Regions from separate parts of the Mus musculus genome. Here region 1 is linked to region 2. Evidence: chromatin contacts called from ENCODE Hi-C or POLR2A ChIA-PET data. All regions are on one chromosome and are shown on one strand. The core of a region is the stretch at or near the end of the contact, and the rest is flanking DNA. Distances in the headings are between cores, read along the strand shown. Region 1 holds the start of Hif3a (hypoxia inducible factor 3, alpha subunit). Region 2 holds the start of Ppp5c (protein phosphatase 5, catalytic subunit).

Evidence for each region. A loop is a pair of places that touch in the nucleus more often than their neighbours do. ChIA-PET counts read pairs that join two places held with the same protein, here RNA polymerase II (POLR2A).
Region 1: a loop to region 2 is called in a map of left cerebral cortex, with 5 times the contacts of the local background. The contact joins the promoter of Hif3a here to the promoter of Ppp5c in region 2. A Hi-C loop is called at or near these places in 14 of 37 maps with a recorded cell type or tissue (CH12F3, T-helper 1 cell, T-helper 17 cell and 3 more). POLR2A ChIA-PET finds 5 or more read pairs at or near these places in 4 of 5 experiments (Patski and embryonic stem cell).

Annotation. Positions count from the first base shown.
Region 1 is chr7:17,057,592-17,064,463 of GRCm38, forward strand. It overlaps Hif3a (hypoxia inducible factor 3, alpha subunit), which reads right to left and starts at 4,836. Exons shown (of 15, transcript NM_001162950.1): 1 at 4,765-4,836. The coding sequence starts at 4,790.
Region 2 is chr7:17,025,259-17,031,706 of GRCm38, forward strand. It overlaps Ppp5c (protein phosphatase 5, catalytic subunit), which reads right to left and starts at 2,656. Exons shown (of 13, transcript NM_011155.2): 1 at 2,435-2,656. The coding sequence starts at 2,555. It overlaps Hif3a (hypoxia inducible factor 3, alpha subunit), which reads right to left. Exons shown (of 15, transcript NM_001162950.1): 15 at 5,735-6,448.

The sequences.
Region 1 (6,872 bases), core at 3,586-6,085, 35 kb after region 2:
TATTTATTTATTTATTTATTTATTTTTGAGACAGGGTGATTCTGTGTAGCCCTGGCCGTCCTGCCTCTAGGGGATATTATTAATATTAGTGTTTGTTTGTTTGCTTATTTATTTATTTATTTATTTATTTATTTTTGAGACAGGGTGATTCTGTGTAGCCCTGGCCGTCCTGGAACTTGTTCTGTAGACCAGGCTGGCCTCGAACTCAGAGATCTTCTGCCTCTGCCTTCTGGAATTAAAGGTGTGTGCTAGCGCACCCAGTTATTGAGACAGGGTCTCACGTAGCCCAAGCCAAGGATGACCCTAGGCTTCTGAATTTGAATACTGGGATTACAAAATCTATAGGCCTGGCCTCAATGGGGAACAAAGGGGAAACTGAGGCTCTGAAAGGTGAAGTCCTTTGTCCAAGAGATCACATAACCAGTTTCTCTAACCAGTTGCATGCGATGCCCACCTCCTACCTCCAGCAAGCCGGCTCTGGGATAGGAAGGAGGCTGCTCCTTTCTTAAACGACTTCAATTCGGGGCGCAGAGGCCACTTCTGGGGGTTGGAGGACTACAATGTTTTAGTCTGGGTGCGGGGGTGGGGTGGAGGAGCCATTAGTGCAAGGCGGTGAGAGGCCCGGAAGGGGGCAGGCTGGCCTAGTTGGTATTGGAGGAGCCAAGGGGGCGCCCCTATGAACTCCCTCTTGGCTGGTGGGGGCAGGGGCCTCAGTCCTGCCTGCCCAGAGGACATTCCGTCCTGTACTGTACTGTTCCAGCCCTGTTTGTCTTCCTGCCCAGAGGGTGGGGGTAGGCGGGCCTCACTGAGCTGGGGGCCCTGGGACAGAGGGAACTGGGAGAGAGAAGGGGAATGGGGTGGGGGTGGGGCCGGCGCCCCACCTCCCAAGCAGCTGAGCTCTGTAATCCTACTCTCCGCGGCCAGGGTGGCAGGGTTTCTTCCTCCATAGAAGGAGCCAGCTGGTGGCTGTAGAGGGACTCTCCTTCCCCTCTCAGCCTGTTCTCCGGATGTTCTGACGGGAAGTACGGGCCTCTCACTGCCTTTCTGGTCCTGCTCTGAAACAGAGTGGGGGCTGCCTCTTCTGGGTCAGGGTTCCAGTTCAGACACCACTACTGCAGTTGCTCATTAGCTGAGTGACTTTGGGCAGGTTGCTTAACCTCCCTGGGCACAGTAATAGCCTCCAGCTCCTCAGAGGGTGTTTTTTTGTTTGTTTGTTTGTCTGTTTGCTTAGGTTTGGGGCTGTATGAGATGAGGCTGGGAGACAAGTATACCCCAAACTCATGATCCTCCTGCCTCAGCCCCTTCCCTGAGTGCTGGGCTCACAGGACTACATCACCATGATGGATTCCTCCAGTGGACCGATGATTAAATGAGTTAATATATGCCAGAGGCTTAGGAAGTGAGGCTTGGCAATTGGCCAGGGTCAGTAACAAAAGAGACTGAAGAGTCTGAGTCTCTTGTACCCTGGGTGCGATTATTTGCATACAGTTAGTCATGCATGCACGTGTCTGTGTGTGTGTGTGTGTGTGTGTGTGTGTGTGTGATTATGAGTGTGTAATCACATACCCAGCTTTTACACCAACATCTCAAAGGAATGAAATAACCGTGATGGTGTGCTACACACTTAGAAACTAGAGACCCCCCATCCCCACCTTTACAGCAACCACATGGACCAGAAGTGATCATCTCCCTTTTGAGAAGGTAGGAACAGGGCCAAGCTTGACCACTTGAGTTCGATTCCCAGAACCCACACGGTGGATTAGAGAACTGAACGCTGACCTTCACACACTCTCAAAGGCAAACAAACACCTCTTCCCTATACACACGGGTACAGAAATAAATAAAGTCATATATATATTTTTAAAGACAGAAACAGGGCCTGAGATGCATGCAGTTCAGCAGGAGGAGCATTTGCCTAGCGGAACTACATGCACAGGATGTGGTACCTGCCTGCAAATCTATCACTAAGGGGGTGGGAGCAGAGGGAGCCTGAATTCATGGTCATCCTGGAATGTGATGAGTTCGAGGTTAGTCTGTCTTAGACAGAGGCTGAGGCCCAGAGCAATGACAGGGCTAGCCTGGGTGGCTCAGGAGGTAATCTCATGGCCATTCCAGTCTACCTTGCTCAGTTGTCTCTCAGGGAAGCTTCATACCCACCATGCACCCACCATTACCTTCCTGCTTTGGAAGCCACCTCAGATGGGTGACAGAAATTGCCGAGGCTCCCAAGAGCAGGGTCTGTTGATTTCAGGCACCTCATTGTGTGTGTGTATGTGTGTGTGTGTGTGTGTGTGTGTGTGTGTGTGTGTGTATGTGGTGGGGGAGAGATCTGTTTCCTCACTGGGAGAGTTCTGACTCCCATTATCCAAGACTGGAAGCTGGTGCTCTGGGAGGGAAATCCCTGGGCCAGGGAGTGGAAGCTTGGGGGTTTGAACCCTGACTTTAGAGCCTGTGTTCTAAAATGTTATTCTTCAAGAAGGTGTGCCCACCACCCCAGGGACTCCTGTCTGTTCCTTTCTGCCTGGTGGCCTTAAGTCCTTTCCTCCTGTCCCAGCACCGCTGCGGATCTCCCTAGCTGGCCCAGCTCTGGGCCAACCCCTTGGCAGTGTGCCCAGCCTGGGACGTGCGCCTGGAACCTTGCCACCTTCACTCCGTGTTCTAACTGAGAACAGAGGGTGGGGCCTAGGGGCCCAGGGTGAGGCCTGGGAAGGGGGACTTGGGGCCCAGTGGTGTCTTAGCCAAGAGAGAAAAGACCCCATCTCTTTCTCACCCCGAACAGCTCAGGGAATTAAGACATTAAGAATTTTCACATTCTGAGCTTCTCTCTGACTCTTAGCTGGGTACTGGGGGGTGGAGGGGCTTGCCAAAACTGTAGAGGGTTTGAGGTGCACTGGGGGCTTAGCTTTACATCTGACCCCTTTGATATTGCTTGGAGGTGACCTGAGAGGCCAGGGGACAAGGTTTGGGTTGGAGAAAGGACTTAAGGTAGGGGTCAGTGGGGAGTCTCTCTGACCTTGATCCAACTTGTTCTCATGTCATTCGGTGGGGTGTCTAGCCATCTGTCCTGTTTTTCCCGGAAACCCTGCTCTCAGGTGGGTATTCAGGGCAGTGTGCTCATTCTTGATCTCCTATGAATACTCCCCACAAAGAGTAAGATGGCTTGGAGACGGAAGCTAGAAGAAAGAAAGGGGCACACGGCGCCAGAGGTAACCACTCACCCTCACCCAAGCCCCCTCTGATGCCAACTGTCATCCTGGGGGTGCAGGAGGGGCCCGGAGCTCAGCTGTGAGGCGGGTGCAAGTTGGATGTGCGGCCGCGTGGGATGACACCACAGGAAAGGGCTGGCCTTGGGTGCTAACGGGAGGAGGAGTGGGGGGGGGGGAGCGATGACACCCTAGTTAAGTTAGGAGAGGGCCCTCACACAACCATAAAGGGGCGCTGTCACGAGCGGCACCAGGGATGGCCTAGAAGGGGTGGGGACTGAGTTCCCGGGTGGGCTCAGGGCCAGAAGTTGGAATAGATGGGCCAGACAGGGCCAGAAAAAGGGCGAGCCTGGGTGGGTTGAGGTAGGGGGTAAAAACTGGGTGTAGAGAAAAACCAATCAGATCTCGGAAGCCAGGGAGGAGGGACAGGGGTGAGGCTTGAGGGATGCCCCAATTTAGACAGGGAATACCAAGAGTCTAGGAAATTTTTCTGGGGTCTCCCGTGGCAACCTGGCGAAATGGGCTCCACTGGCTATGGTCCCAAAGCCTCTGCACCTGTTGCAAGGTGAACACAGAACCCGCTTCTTCCTAGGATAACCCCAGCTGTGTCCAGCCACAGGAGGGCGCTGCCTTCCCTTGATTAGCCAGGGCATCTTTCGGAAGGATGTCTCTCAAATAGGGTTTGGGTGGGGCCCTCCTCCCTCAATTACAGACTGGGTCCAGGCAGATGAAATTGACACAGAACCAGATCGCAGGAAGTGGCTCAGATTTGTTCTGTTGGTACTGAAAAGGAGCGACCCTACTTATTTAATGCTGTTTTTTGAGACAAGAAAATGTAGACCAAAGCTGGTCTGGAACTTGCCATGTAGGCCAGGCTGGCTTTGAAAGCATCAATCTCCTATAGCTTTCCAAGTGCTGGGTTTACAGGCATGAATCTCCTTCCCCAGCTATCATTCCACTCTTTGAAAGGCAAAAAGACCTTGGTTAGGTCCCACACAGCCTCTAATGAGGACCTCCCTATCCCCATGTCATTTTAGAGCATTTTGAAGCTTGGGAGACTGTTAGAAAGGGCATGGTAAAATTAACCTCTCTCCTGGAATTCAGAAATAGTGTCTTTCAGGGACTCCCTAGAAACTCCAGTTTGGGGATCCCTTATTAACACCACAAGAGCTAGACTGCCAAGGAAGACTCCTTTCAGGGATTTGGAGGAAAAGACTTTTTTGGAAGAAGTCTTCCTTGCTCAAACGCGACCACCTCCAATCCATAAGGAACTTGGAGTTTCACCCCCAGCCAGATGGAGGATTGAACCCGATGTATCTGGAAATTGCAGCTCATAACCCCAAAGCAGTTCCAGGGGAGGGGGGCGGGACAGCTGGAGCTCTGGGGGTAAATCCCTGATACCCTGAAAACCTCTAAGGTGGAGGGTGCATCGGGATGTGTCCCCAATCGGGCGCCTCACAGTGTCCTCAACTTGAGCCACACCCCAGAGATGAGGGGTTCCCTTAAAGCTCCGTCAAAGAGAGCCCCCAGACCCCACCATCCTATCCCCGAAGCCCTGTACCTCACGCGCTGCAGCCCCAACGCCATGGCTCGCCCTTCGCGGTTCCAGAGCCCTCGATGCCCAGCGTCCCCCTCCCCTGCCTGTGTGAGCCCCCTCCCCAGCTCCACCTCTGCCACTCCATTGGCTGGTCTTTGCCCAGCCCGCGGCTCTGATTGGAAGGTGGGCTTGTTGCTCCCGAGAAGGAGGAGGGACTAAAGGAGAAGACTTGGAACTTCAAGGGGTTGGGGAATCCGATGTAATGCACACCCCCAGCCACGCCCCTGCCCCAGACTTCCTTGGCAGTCCGGAGCCCGCCGGGCGTGATTTCCCTCCAGTCTCTGAACTTCCATATGTACACTTCTGAACCATCTGATTCACTGTTCTCTGTGTCCCAGTTCCTGTCGCAGTCTCTGCCTTCACTCCCACCTTTCCCAACCCCCTCTCCTTTCTCCCGCTCTGTCCTTTTCTTGACGTACCAAGTCCCCACTTCTCTCCACCCCGAACTCTACTTCACCTGTATTTCATAACCCCTTTCTTTGCCATACCCCATGTCCCTCCACTGTGTGGCCCCACTGTGGACCCCGCCTCCCAGAATCTTCCTTGTCCACCCGTCTCCACCCCATCCTGACCCGTGGCCTCTCTTAACTCCCTGTGCAGGTTCCTGCGGATGAATAATTAAGCTTCTGTCAAGTAAATATGCTTTAGCTTCATCACACCCACTTGTAAAGGGAACAGAGAACCGATGAGAGATACGTGCGCAGTGACATGGACAGGTGGAAGACGGTACAGCTGGGTAAGGAAGAGGAAGGAAGTTCCTGTGTAGGCTGGAGAGGGCGTGGACACTAAGGACAGGGGTGAAGGAGCAGTGTTCCTTCCGTATGCAGGTTTGGGTACACTCTACACTGCGGCAGAAATGGATTTATTGTTTTTGAGTTATTGGGCAAGCTCCATCTTAGGACTTTCACACATAACTGCGCACTCTCTTTAGAGTGCTCTTCTCGGCTAGACGGTTGGCTCCAGGTTTAAGGCCCTTGCTGCCAACCCTGAAGACCAGTGTTCAATCCCCAGGCCCTCCCCCCTCCCCCCACATCGTGGAAGGCAAGGTCTTTGATTTATCTGCGCGCACGCGCGCACACACACACACACACACACACACACACACACATACACACACCACACGTAAAATGTAATAAAAAACTTAAAAAAATTCTCCTCTAAAAATCCACATGGCTCCCCACCTCAACTCAGGAAAATAGTAAGCTGTCTCCTCCCATTGCCTTCTCTTCTCCATCTTCCTTCTCCTCTTCTTTCTCCTTCCTCTTTCTTCCTCCTCTTCTCCATTTTATTTTCAGATGGGGTCTCATGTAACCCCGTCAAGACTGGCCAGCAAGAGCTGGCCTTGAACTTCTATCCTCCTGCCTTCACCTTCCAAGTGGATTACAGGTGTGTACCATTATGCCCAGCTCCCATGCCATTTAGTTTCAGTTGATTTTATTTGAATAAATCTGACTATATCCATGCTATCAGCAACTCCAGGGAAGAAGGCAAAATCCAGACAGAGCCAATCACTGTAGGACTTCCTTGGCCACAGTGATTACCAGTTTTGGGAAGATATATGAACCAAACTAGTATAGTGAAGATTAACTCTGAGGACTTTGCTGTAACTGTCAGGAGAGAGGGTTTATTTATTTCTTATTGTTTTATTGTGTTTATAGCACAGAGGATTGAATTTGGGACAAACTCAACCAGAACCATACATATCCCCAGCTCTTCACTGTGATATTGAGATTCTAGGCAGGGGCTCTACCACTGAGCCACGCCCCCAGCCCCTCACTGGGGGATTCTAGGCAGGGGCTCTACCACTGAGCCACGCCCCCAGCCCCTCACTGGGGGATTCTAGACAGGGGCTCTACCACTGAGCCACACCCCCAGCCCCTCACTGGGGGATTCTAGGCAGGGGCTCTACCACTGAGCCACGCCCCCAGCCCCTCACTGGGGGATTCTAGACAGGGGCTCTACCACTGAGCCACACCCCCAGCCCCTCACTGGGGGATTCTAGGCAGGGGCTCTACCACTGAGCCACGCCCCCAGCCCCTCACTGGGGGATTCTAGGCAGATGCTCTACCACT
Region 2 (6,448 bases), core at 1,406-3,905:
CTGCCCAGCCCTAAGTTCCTGGGAGCCCAAACCTCAGGACCTGGGAGGCAGGGGTGAGGGTGAAGGGTCCTTCCCGATGGCTAACTCCTTCCCCTACCTGTCCTCTGCAGCAGTAGCCCAGTTTCTGGATGATCTTTTCAGGACCCAAGGAAAGATGGCCGCGCCTTCTTCCAACCAGTACATAGCTGGGCCTAGTCAACTGGTGCTGGTGGCCTCCAACCTTCCAAACCTTGCAAGCCAGGCTTACCGTCCTGATAGGATCTCTCACACTCATTAACTTCCCTCCCTTCTAGCAGCCCCACCCCGCCCTAAGCCCCGTTCTTTAGAAGGCATGAATCTGGACCAGCTTTAGCTCTCCAGGGCCTCTGCTGACAGCTCAAGTCCCCTCCCACCTTCTATGTGTAGCTGCATCCTAACCCTTCTAACCACCTCCACTTCTGCCCCACTCCCTAGTGCCAGGCTCCACTCACCTTAGCCACCTGCTCCCCTCCCCGTCTCTGGGCAGCCAGCCTCAGTTCCTCCCACTAGCCTGGTCAAAGGCTCCACCCCTCACCTGTCTTCCCTTCCAGTCTCCTCTCTCCAGCCTGGCCTTTGAATCCAGTCTCTGAACAGCAAGGAGGACCAGTACCCAAAGTAACTGGACCACTCTCCTAAAACCCCTCCACAGCTCCAAGCCACCGTTAGGATGACACCTATAAAACCACTCAGCCCCCGAAGGCTCTAACTCTGGCCTCACCTCTCTCCTTGGTCTTCACAATCCTCCCACCTCCACCTCCAGAGAGCTGGGATGACAGGCAAGCACCATGTCTGGGCTTATCCCCATGGGGGGTGGGCACCTTTCCCCAAGGACTCTAAATCCTTCTCACCTTCCCCCACCTCCTCCAGATCTGTTACAGCTGGGTCTGTTTCTCTTTTGGGCCATAGCTGAAAAAGCATCCCTAGGACCCCCACCTACTCCCTCTTGCCATCTGCCCCCAATTCTCCATTCCCTTTCAGAACCGAGACACTTGTGCCTGTTGGTCTCCAATTCCTCACTTGCCTTCACCAGCCAGGGTCTTCTGGGCTGGCAGCCTCTTTATCATCTACAACTGCTGTTAACGTCACCGCGTTCCTCTGGGAGCAAAAGCTCTGATGGACAGTGCCTGGGGCTAGGTGATCAGGCACGTGGCTTTCTTTCCGGAAGAACCTTGTTTTCTTAGCCTGTGGCACCTTTCCTGGTTTCTCTTCCACCTCAGTCACTTCTCCTCAGTAGCCCCTTTTCCGCTGTAAACATGAAAACTCCATCCTAGGTTCTCTCTAGATCCCACTCTCTGGTGACTTCATCCATTCCCAGGGCACCTCCAACCATAGGCTGGTTACACTCAAAATTTTCTCCAGTCCAGACTGGTCCCATCTACCCACTCAATGTCCCTTTTCGGACAGCGAAGGAAACCCAAAACTCATCTTTGTGACGAATTCAGATTTTGCATGCTCTGTCCCCTTATCTTAATCTTCTCTTGTATCAGTCTTCCCCTCGTACCCCCAGTTTCCTCAAACTCCAGCCAAGCCAGTCTGTTTTCAATCACTCTCCACCCCAGGGTCTTCACACAAACTCAGTGGTCAGGACCCACGTGTAAAACTCCTTGTCAATTCGCCTCAAAAAGCCTCTTTCTCCAGGCACTCCCGACCTCACCATCGAAAGCAGACTCTAAGCTGTATTTCCTGTGTTGTCACCTTGACCCAAAGTGATCATCACAAGTTTGCAATGATTGGTTCTGCTTAAATCCGAGTCATGTGTTGCATTCATCGCTGCAGCCTCAGAGCCAAGCACAGGCCGTGTAGCACATGACACTTATTTAATACAAGTGTACTGAAAGAATGAATGAACGGAGACATGTCCTCCCACATGGCACTCTTAGCCCAAGATCACCCTATTCGTTCCTGCTCCACCTCTCCACCCTACTCGTTTCCTTGGATCACCCCAAATCGCCTTCCAATATAATTATCTACCTCCATCCCCATAATTCCCTTCTCTATTGGGCCTTCTCTTCTCGGTCATACTCATCTCAGGCCTCCCCACTCGGCAGCGCCATCACTGCCCTAAACACATGTCACTATTTGGTAGCGCCCTCTTCAGGTCTGACCACCATTTAGCACCTCTGTCCAGGTCTCACATTTGGTAGCACTCACATGTCGGCCCCCTGCTTTTCCCCTATCGTGTAGCAGCGCCTGCCTCAGTCTCCCCAGTGAGTGGCTTCTGCTTGGTATCCACTTCTCAGCAGCTCTCCCCAGTCTGTCGTCCAGCCTGAGCCTCCTCCTCGCGCCTGGCTACTCTGTAGTGCTTGCCCGGCGCCCAGGCTGCCGCTCCGCGTTGCCATGGTTCCCCGCCGGGCCTGGCACCCCCACAGCCTGGGCCGCTGTCCACCCTCCCTCACCCCGTCCGGGCCGGGCGCACCTTTGAAGTAGTCGTTGGCCTGTGTCTTGAGCTCCTCTGCCCGCTTCAGAGTGCCATCGGCCGGGGGTTCGTCCCGGGGGGTCTCAGCACACTCAGTCCGCTCGCCCTCCGCCATCGCCATGCCGCAAAGCGACCCCCACCCTGGCAACGGCCGCTCGCGGCACCAGGCCGAACCGTCGCGAAGGAGTGCCGAGTGACCGCCGCCGCTGCCGCACAAGTGTCGTAAAGCGCGGGCCCCAAAGGCACTCCTGACGCGCCTGCGCGGCGTCCCCCCCAACTTCCCCCCCCCCCCGCCCCCGCCCCCAGAGCGCCGGGAGGACAAGGTGACCAGAGGGTATCCAGACCGTACTTGTACTTGTAGAAGTAGCCAATCAGAAAGGAGAGAAGGGGCCTTGTGGATGGGGGCAGGCCGGGAGGGCGCCTACTCCCAAAGTTGCGAGGCTGCAAAAGTTTCTTGGAGATCCCGGCTTCCTTTAGGGTTGGTGATTGGGTTGCGTTGCCTCCGGCGGGTGGGGCTGCTTTCAAACCAGCACCCTGCCCAACCCGGAGTTTGCTCTGGAGCTGGGTGCTGCCAATTACTCGTGTGACCTTGAACAAGTTTATCTCTTGTCTCCTCAGTAACCCTTTTGGAAAATGGGTAGTTTCTCAAGCAAACAAAATAAAACTTGAACGTTGCAAATCAAGGCTCTTTTTGAATTATTAACAAGGCATCCCGATCTTCAAGTCTTGACAAGTCTCAATTGTACCATGTTTGTTCCGAGCCCAACAGCATCCTTATTAATTTATTTTATTTTTTTATTTTGAGATAGGATTTAATTATGCAACCCTGGCTAGCCTGGAACTTGCTATATAAACCAGGCTGGCCTTGAATTCAAAGACCCAGCTGCCTGTACCTCCCAAGTGTTGGGATTAAAGCTTTGCATCATCATGTCAAGTCCTAGAAAAAACCTTTTAAAGGGTCATGGATGTAGCTCAGTTGGTAGAGTACTTGTCTAGAGTGCTCCAGGCTTGAGTTCCAATTCCAGCACTATATAAATCAGGCTGAAAGGTGCACCTCAGTAATTTGAAGGCTTGATAGGTGGAGGCAACAGTATCAGAATTTCAGGTTCAAGGCCAGCCTGGGATACCTGAGACGCTGTTCCGAATACAAACAACCACACCAAAGGGATTTTTTTTTTTCTTCCGAGACAGGGTTTCTCTGTGTAGCCCTGGCTGTCCTGGAACTCACTCTGTAGACCAGGCTGGCCTTGAACTCAGAAATTCGCCTAACTCTGCCTCCCAAGTGCTGGGATTAAAGGCGTGTGCCACAACACCCCAGCCCCAAAGGGATCTTTTAAATGACACTGTTGCTGCTTGCATTTCCTGTGCCTGGATCAGAGCTTCAGCCTCCTCTGATGCTTGCGTTCATCCTCCCTCCTCCAGTTTACCTTCCATATGGCAGTCAGAGGCATCTTGCTGGAATACTGTAAAACTGGCACCCGCCGCAGCCTTCCATGGCTCCCCAGCTCCCTCGTGAGACAACCCAAACTCTTTCTGAGAAGCCACGGGTAGTCTAGCCTCCAGTAACATCTTCAGACCCCACTGTGTATCTTCCTATTCTAGTCTTTAAGTCCTCAATCTAGACACTAACACTATATATAAGTGCTTTAAGGCTGTGTATCAGCCTCACCTCCCCCGCTCCACCCCTGACTACAACTAACAATCACTCTGGAAAATCGATGTTGGTACACATGTCCATTTGACGTGTGTCCACAGGCATCAACGTATTCCTGAAGAGTCTGACTGAGAGTGAATCTGAATCTAATTTCTAGGCACAGTCCCTATTTGACTATACCTGCCAGTGCCAGTGGGATCATGTAGGAAGTGAATTTTCTTTTGATTTTTTTTTTTTTGAGGCAGTATCTGCTCTAACAAATTTGAACCCAGCTCCAATTGTTCCTGAAGCTATGTGATCTTGAGCAAGCCACAATACTATTATTTCCTCTGTGAGGAGGAGCTAGTAATAGTGCCTGCCTATACATGCAGAGGAGGCTTAAGAGAAGCCTGGCTTGGTGGCTCACCCTTGCAGTCCAGCATTTGAGAGGCTGAGGAGGAAGATTTATCCAGAGTTGTTTCAGGCTAGCATGAGCCACAGAGTTAGTTCCAGGTCAACCTGGGTTCTCTCTCTCTGTCTCTCTCTGTCTCTCTCTCTCTGTGTCTCTCTCTGTCTCTCTGTCTGTCTCCCCCCCCCCCCCTCTCTCCCTCTCTCTCCTTTTCCCAGCCAAAAAACCCTAACCTAACCAAAAGTTCATATGAGTTAGTGTTTACCTGAGAGACTTAACAGAAGCACTCTCCATGTAGAGGACATTACAGGTAGCCTGAGTTCAACAAAGTGAATCAAGCTGGAATGAGGGGCTGTTTAGGGGGTGTAGGAAGATCTTGTCCACCTGGGGGAAGCAAAAATGACTTCCTGGAGGAGTGTTAGGCCTGAGGTCACAAGTATTAGGTTTTGTTGGGTGTTTTTTGACAGGGTTCTATATAGTCTCTGCTGGCTTTAAACTCAGGCTACCTTCAGATAAGAGGTGCTGGCATTACAGGTCTGTGCCACTGAGCCCTGTCTTATGTGGTACTGAGGATGGAACTCAGGCCTTCATGCCCGCTAGGCAGTCACGTTATAAACTGAGGCGCATCTTCAGGAAAGACATTTAAAACAGAAGGCACAGCACGTGCAACAACTTGAAAGTGGTTTTGCCTGGGTTCCTGTGTGGGTCACATGGGAGAGGGGTAGAGGAGTGACACTCACGGAGTCGAAACAGAACAGATACACCCTCCCACACGGAATCTGCAGACTCAATCTCCCACACAGTCTCTCTCTCTCTCTCTCTCTCTCTCTCTCTCTCTCTCTCTCTCTCTCTCTGAATTACTGTGCTACAAAGTCCCACACACATATACAGCATCACAGCATCACACCGACATTAAGAAAAGAATCAAAGTGCACTGTGATCAGTCATGGCTGAAGATGTAGATCAATCCGTAGAGTAATTAGCATGCACAAGCTCCTGGGTTCAGTCCCCAGGACCGAAGAAAACAGGTGTGGTGAAGCATGCCTGTCATCCCAGCACTTGGGAGATAGAGAAGTTCTTGGCTACACAGTGAGTTAACGATCAGCCGTGATAGATCAGATCCTGCATTAAACAAACAAACGAACTCCAAACTCCACAGGCTACTGAGAAGCATCAGCAAGTAATGATGCTGCCTCCAAGCCTGAAGACTTGAGAGTGTGATACTTAGGACCCTCATGGTGAAAGGCAAGAATCAAGTCCTGCAAGTTGTCCTTTAATATGCACACATATAGTATGCACACACACCCAAACTCATGCACACAAAACAAATAAAATGAAAAAAAAAATCACAATGTTTGCAACAAGAAAGTACAGAAAAATATCCAGAAACTAACATCAATGTGCAGAAAGAATCACAATCCTCCCACCACAGAAGCATGGTACAAAGACCCACATGTTTCCACAAAATAGCAACATCAGCATACACAGAGACTCATACACACACAGAGACACACACACACACACACACAGCACCAGAAAGTATTATGAAAGCCAAATGTAGTGGTAGTGGCACACCCCTGTTATACCAGCACTTAAGAGGTGGAGGCAGGCTGATCAAAGTTACAGGTCATCCTTGGCTACACAGTGAATTTGAGGCTAGCCTGGTTTACAATAGGCTTTGTCACATTCTCCATAAAAAAACAAGGAATCCCAGCTACACAGTGTACCCACAACCTCCAAAGCAACCCCACAGATGAGTCAACACCGGTCTCTCTGGTGCCTAACAAGGAGAGGTCTTTATGGTGGTTTTGGAGACATTTGTGGGTTTCTGGGCTAAGGATAGCTGGGCCATGTCCTTCCCTCCCTCCTAGCCAGGACAATTTTTCCGGTTAAGGGCCCACAACACCCATGAGGGGAGAGAGGATTCAGTCCCTTTCCCCTGTAGCACCTGAACAGGCCACCTCTTGACAAG